2 separate regions of the Homo sapiens genome follow, and region 1 is linked to region 2. Evidence: chromatin contacts called from ENCODE Hi-C or POLR2A ChIA-PET data. All regions are on one chromosome and are shown on one strand. Each heading gives the region's core, a stretch centred on a gene start or an enhancer-like site at or near the end of the contact. The rest is flanking DNA. Distances are from core to core; before and after follow the strand shown. Region 1 holds the start of LIF (LIF interleukin 6 family cytokine). Region 2 has its middle 27 kb from the start of LIF-AS1.

The links. A loop is a pair of places that touch in the nucleus more often than their neighbours do. ChIA-PET counts read pairs that join two places held with the same protein, here RNA polymerase II (POLR2A). Pooled maps may share reads with other maps.
Region 1: a map of mammary epithelial cell shows a loop between it and region 2 (6-fold over the local background). The contact joins the promoter of LIF here to the enhancer-like site in region 2. A Hi-C loop is called at or near these places in 28 of 168 maps with a recorded cell type or tissue (Caco-2, Calu3, HCT116 and 18 more), 3 of 37 single-sample maps with no recorded cell type and 14 of 50 pooled maps. POLR2A ChIA-PET finds 5 or more read pairs at or near these places in 20 of 52 experiments (A549, AG04449, AG04450 and 17 more).

Annotation. Positions count from the first base shown.
Region 1 is chr22:30,245,425-30,248,440 of GRCh38, forward strand. It overlaps LIF (LIF interleukin 6 family cytokine), which reads right to left and starts at 1,335. Exons shown (of 3, transcript NM_002309.5): 1 at 1,253-1,335. The coding sequence starts at 1,271. It overlaps LIF-AS2 (LIF antisense RNA 2), which reads left to right and starts at 786. Exons shown (of 1, transcript NR_148946.1): 1 at 786-1,569.
Region 2 is chr22:30,210,919-30,214,211 of GRCh38, forward strand. No RefSeq gene overlaps it. Among named protein-coding and RNA genes, the nearest start is that of LIF-AS1, 27 kb to the right of the region's middle. RefSeq lists an enhancer at 1,602-1,896. Within about 2 kb of position 1,778, at least 18 of the 41 ENCODE cell types and tissues checked have a DNase peak (open chromatin) inside an H3K27ac peak, as active enhancers do; they include HCT116, IMR-90, PC-3 and 3 more, where a contact is called at or near this core.

The DNA of each region.
Region 1 (3,016 bases), core at 85-2,584, 34 kb after region 2:
CCATGGGGGCCACGGGGCATGGGGGAGTGGGGAGGAGTCCTCGGTTGACCCTCATCTCCCTCCCAAACCTGCCACTTGATTCTGGCTCCCTGGGCCAATTGCCCCCAATTCTGCCCCCGCCCCCATCATCCTCTATCTCTTCCTTCCCTAGTGTCCCCTATCTCACTCAAGCTCACCCCATTTCTGCCTGGCTGTCCCCACTCTCCATCCCCAAATCATCATTCAAAACTCTCTGTTCCCCCAGCTCCGGACAGCCCCTGACTCCATGCCTTCTCCCGACTCATCCGCTGTCCCTTGTCCCAGGGGTTCCCCTCCCTCCTAACACACACACACCGGCTCAGGGAGGGAGAGGAAATGGTGCACCAGGAGAGAGAAAAGGCAAAAGGTCATAGGCAGTCGGGTGGGCGGGGAGGAAGGAAAGTGAAAGGTGACAGGAGAGCTGGGAGCTGTCCCGACATGTCCTGGTTTGCCCCTCCCCCAGGGGGGCCTGTTCTCCCGACTCCCCCCAGGCCCCCTTAGACGCTTTTCCAGGGCTCTGCAGAAGGGCACCTGAAGATGGTGGGGGCCGGGGTCAGCGGGCGAGTGAGGCTGGAGACCTCCCCCGGATCCCCCATGCTGGAACAGCGGGGACAGGGGCCTCCTCAAGTTCACTTCTCCTGGGTCCCCTGTTCGTCCCAGCATCCCAAGGCAGTGCTGAGGCCCCGGGGTGGCTGCGGGAGGGGGGCCACACCCCTATATCTCACCTAGCGCAGACCACACGCTTCCAGACACCAGCAGATGGAGGCGGCACCTGCTCCCGTCCCAGGCCGGAGTTTGCAAGCTGCTCGCCGCCCGCGCCCCTCCCTGGGAGCAGCCCGGGACCGCGGTTGGAAAGGAGAAAGCGGAAAGAAAGAAAGAAAAGAAAAAGAGAGAGGGAGAGTGAATCTGGGAGAAAGCGCAGAGGGAAGAGCAGCCAGCGAGTGTCCGGAGCGAGGAGGAGGAGGAGGAGAAGGAGAGGGGGAAGAAGAGGAGGAGGAGGAAGGCTCGGCGCCCCCTCCCTCGCCGCCAACCTGCCGCGGGGCGTGCGGTGCTTGGGACCATGTGCCCGCGCTCGCTCCGGGCCGCCACCCAGCGCCTCCGGTGGCTGCGCGGGCGCCCCAAGTGTTCGTGTGTCTGCGGCGGGTGGGCGTCCGGCTCGCGCTGCCAAGCGCCCCAAGTTGCCGCCGCGCCCCGCAGCGGGGACGCGAAGCCGGCGCGGGGCGGGTGTATTTACCTGCCGCCAAGACCTTCATTATGGGCTGCACTTCAGAGGGCCTTGGAGGAAACCTCAGATGCCGGCAGTTTTCAGAGGTTCATGCTCAAATGGGGAATTTGCCTGATTTATATACTGGAGCCTGTGTTGTAAGACAGAAACAGCTATATTTAGCCGGGATCCCCAGTCCAGGAAGTTGTTTGAGGTGCATCATAGGAAATTATGAATGGAAGAAAGTGAGAGTGAAGGGGGGGGACGAGTGAGGGGGGAGGGTGGGGAGAACAGACTTTTTCCCTCTTCTAAGAATTTGATTGATAAAATTATAATGAAGCCTTCGACAAAACGCCCTGTGGTTTTCCTGCCTGGCTTGTCCCGGGAGTTGTCTGAAGATGGGCATCGCCAGGAGGGGGCCCCTGGCCGAGTCAGCAGGGGTCCCAGCAGTGGGCGCCCCAGACGGCCCTGACTCACCTGGGTTTGGGGAGGTAGCGAGTCTGGACTAGCAGATGGAGACTGGCCCCTGTGCCCCCTGGTTGGGGGGCTTTAGGGGGGCAGTGGGAGGAGGAGGGCTAGGGCTTGGCTGAGAAGGAGGCTCCAGGAGGAGGGGCCGGGGCCGGCGTGGACTTTAGACGGTCATAAAGTGGAACTGAACATGGGCGCTGGAAGCCACCCCAGAGGTAGCCTCCTCCAATCTGCACATTGCCACTGGGCCCCAAGGGGCTCCGAGGGGAACACGTTGCCCAGGGCCCCAGAGGGTCAGGCCTCCAGACACCACCAGTGCACTCGCCCTGCTGACCACTGTACCTGTGAGGCTGGGGAAGGGGCTAGGAAGACATGGGGGTAGGGGTGACTGACTCAGTTCTGTCGGGACACTCTGGGAAGGTGCTTCTGGGAAGGCGGTCCAGCATTTCCATTCTGAAGCAGGACTGAGAGAGGCTTGGCGAAATCGTACCCCAGTTTCCTCCTCCGGGTGCTGATTGATGGTTGGGGAAACTGAGAAGTGGCTGGTCCCTTCCAGACCTGCCTTGGAAGCCCCTTTGAGCCCAGCCTCAGAGAATGATGGAGGTCCCCAAAAAGTGCTTCTAGAGGCTCTAAGGCAGTGTCACATGTTCTGGCGTCTTCTGAGGCCAGGCGATTTGTGAATGAGGAAGGGCAGAAAGGAGCAGTGGGGAGCCGGGCAAAATGAGCACAGGGACACCTCCAAGAAATGCAACAGAAAAGTGAAAATAAATACACCCTATGAGATGCGGGAATGCCGGCCAGACAGCATGGCCACGCGTCTGGGGCCATGCCGTCCCTAAAGCTGCCAGGGGACCCCCAGTACCAGGAGATGATTTAGTCCCCTGTGGCCCCTTCCCAGCCCTTCCGCCTGACCCTGACCTGAGATCAAGGTGTGTGAGTTGGTTTTCCAAGGCCAGGGAGCTCTTGCAGCCTCGCCCGGGCCCCCACCGCCCCCTCGCCCATCCTCCATGCCCCCAGTTCCTGCCTCTTGCCACATCCCAGACCTGCCCAGCCACGGGTTCCTCCTTCATCGTGCCAGGACGAGCCCTGGTGCCTGCTGCCGTTCCCCACCACACACACACCCTGCTTTATCTACGCTCTTGCCCCCCATTCTCTCCCAGCAGGGCCTCGGATGTGAGGTGATAAAACTGCCCATCCCAGCTGGCACTTCCCGAACTGGCTCTCCTTCCTCCTTCCTGCCTCTCACCCCACACCTTGTCTCTTCTTTGAGGGACCATGGAGGGCCCCACTTGGCACTTACTGCTCCTATACACTTGCTCTGGGGTC
Region 2 (3,293 bases), core at 528-3,027:
AGACCCCGAGCATTTATTCATCTCTTCCTCCTTCAGTCATTCGCACAGTCATTCTTTTTATGGTTGTGTTTTTCCAATCTTTATGATTTTTTTTTCCAATGGCAAAAGTAATCTATTGAATATTAGATTCAAAAGGAATGAAATTCTGATATATGCTCCCATGTGAGTGAACTTGAGGATATTATGTTAAGTGAAATAAGCCAGACACAAAAGGACAAATACTGTGTGATTGCACTTATACGAGTCAAATTTGTAGAGACAGAAAGTAGAATAAATGTTGCCAGGGGCTGGGGAAGGGGAAAGGGAGAGTTAGTGTTTAATGGGGACAGAGTTTCACTGGGGAAGGTGGTGGTAGCGGTTGCAACATTGGGAACGTACTTAATGCCACCGAACCATACACTTAAAAATGGTTCAAATGGAACATTTAATGTCACGCGTATTTTACCGTAATAAAGAAAAACAAAAAGTGATCTATTGTTCAAACAATATATAAAAGATAAAACATAAAAGTAGATGACTGGGCTCATAATTACCCTCATTTCTCACCCTGTTACCAGTTTGGAATATCTGCTTTCGAACCTTTTAACGTCCCCACGCAATCGTGTATGTGTGGGCAAATATAGGCCCTGAGGGAGGAAGGGAATGTGATCTCCAGGTGCCAGACACATGCTCCTCATCCCTGTCTCTTTGAAGGACAATGTCATGCCTGCATCCCCAGGTGCCCAGTGGCAAGGTCGCGCATGAACAATCACCGCCATCCAGCGATGTCTTAGAGGTGTCTGGCTCGGTGCTAAGCCCTTTCACATGCATGAGCTCAATCCTTACACCAGCGTCGTGAGGAAGGTATATCTTGATGCTCACTTCAAAGTCCATTTCAAGGCCAGGTGCAGTGGCTCACCCCTGTAATCCCAGCACTTTGAGAGGCTGAGGCAGGATTGCTTGAGCCCAGGAGTTCAAGACCAGGCTGGGCAACATAGTGAGACCCTGTCTGTAAAAAATTAAAAATTAGCGGGGCATGGTGGTGGTGGTGTGCTCCTGTAGTGCCAGCTACTCAGGAGGCTGAGGTGGGAGGATCACCTGAGCCCAGGAGTTCGAGGCTACCGTGAGCCATGATCACAGCACTGCACTCCAGCCCAGGCAACAGAGTGAGACCCTGTCTCAAAAACAAAAAACAGTCCAGGCTGGGCTCAGTGGCTCACGCCTTATAATCCCAGCACTTTGAGAGGCCAAGGTGGGCGGATCACCTGAGGTCAGGAGTTCGAGACCAGCCTGGCAAACATGGTGAAACCCCGTCTCTACTAAAAATACAAAAATTAGCCAGGTGTGGTGGCATACACCTGTAATCCCAACTACTCGGGAGGCTGAAGCAGGAGAATTGCTTGAACCCGGGAGGCGGAGGTTGCAGTGAGCCGAGATCACGCCACTGCACTCCAGCCTGGGCAACAGAGCGAGACACCATCTAAAACAACAACAACAACAAAAACCCAGTCCATTTCATAAATGAAGACTCAAAGGAGGCAAAGCAGGGATGACCTGTGAGATTGTCAGGATTTGCAGAGATGCCTCTGCCATCATGTGCCCCAATCCTCAGCAGAGGGAGGCACTTGCACACTTTGTAGCAATCCCTTCATTTCTGGCTTCCCTGTTGACTGTACATTCCTAGGGAGAAGGATTATGCCAGCTTGTTCCCCGCTTGGTCCTCCACAAGCCTCGAGCACAGTAGGTGTTCAACAAATATTTGTGGAAAGAATGCTTCTCATTCATTTCTCTGTTTGATCTTCTCCCACACTCCTGTGAGGTAGCAAATTAGGCAATATGATTGCTGCTGCTGTTAGTCATCTGGTTAGCAGGCGAGATGGGGTGACTTCCTCTGGGTCACACGGCCAGGACCTGCTGAGCTGGTCTCAGGCTCCTGGCTCCCCTCCCAGGCCTTTCCAACCCTGTCATGAGGACCTTGGCTCCTGTGCTTAAAAAACAAAGATATTAATTGGGAGGAGGAAGCCTTTGAGTCATTACCAGCAACAATAATAATAATTACAATCCTTCTCCTTGTAACCTTTACCTCATGTAATCCCCACTTCCATAGCACCAGCAAGGGAGGTGCTATTATTATCTCTAATAGATTGTTCTGCAGCTAGACAGAGAGGTTGAGCAACTTCCTCAACATCACACAGCTACGAGCAACAGAGCAGAGATTCAGACCCCATCTGGTTCCAGAGCCCATAAACCACAAGTTACAAATATTGTAATCCCAAGTGGCATCCTCCACCGCACCCAGACAGACTCACAGCGCGTGTGGGCTGCGTTTGGTGAGGGAGAGGCTGAATGGAACATCCATGTATTCTCTCCTGCATTCATTCATTCACTCTCACTTAGTGAGCATTCGCTGAAACCCACCTGGGCGCCCTGCCAAGCGTCTGGCCCTAGGACACAGCAAGAGCAGGATGGTGCCCTTTCTGCCCCCAGGGAGGCTTTGGCCAGGTAGGAAAGGCAGATATCACTGTGCAATTCATTGCTTCATTAGAGCAAAGATGAGTGCCACCGGGGAGGAGGGATAAGCCTCTGTCTGCCTAAACCCAGGGTGGGGAAGGCTGCCCCTCAGAGCTGCCATCTCAGTGGCAGTTTGCGGATGGCAGGAATCAGGGAACTGAGGGTGGAGAGCGTTCCAAGCGCCTGGAATTCCATAGTCTGGGCAAAGGCTTGGATCCGACTAGGATGGAAAGATGGCCGGTGTAGTCGGAACTGGTGAGAGAGGAGGAGAGGAGTGGGGATGGGGGTTCCAGGGTAGGTGGGCCAGCACTGTCCTGCCCAGTGTCCAAACCCTCTCAGACAGAACTAAGGCTGCGGCGAATGTCTTCACTTTCACTATTATCCTTAAAGAGTAAACAGGAAGTCCAAGTTAAAAGTTCCCATTTCTGGGCCGGGTGCGGTGGCTCACGCCTGTAATCCCAGCACTTTGGGAGGCCGAGGTGGGCAGATCACGAGGTCAAGAGATCAAGACCATCCTGGCTAACACGATGAAACCCCATCTCTACTAAAAGTACAAAAAAAAAAATTTAGCCAGGCGTGGTGGTGGGCGCCTGTAGTCCCAGCTACTTGGGAGGCTGAGGCAGGAGAATGGCATGAACCTGTGAGGCAGAGCTTGCAGTGAGCCAAGATTGCGCCACTGCACTCCAGCCTGGGCAACAGAGCAAGACTCTGTCTAAAAAAAAAAAAAAAAAAAAAAAAAAAAAAATTTCCCATTTCTGCCATTTCTGGCCAGGTGCAGTGGTGCATGCCTGTAATCCCAGCAC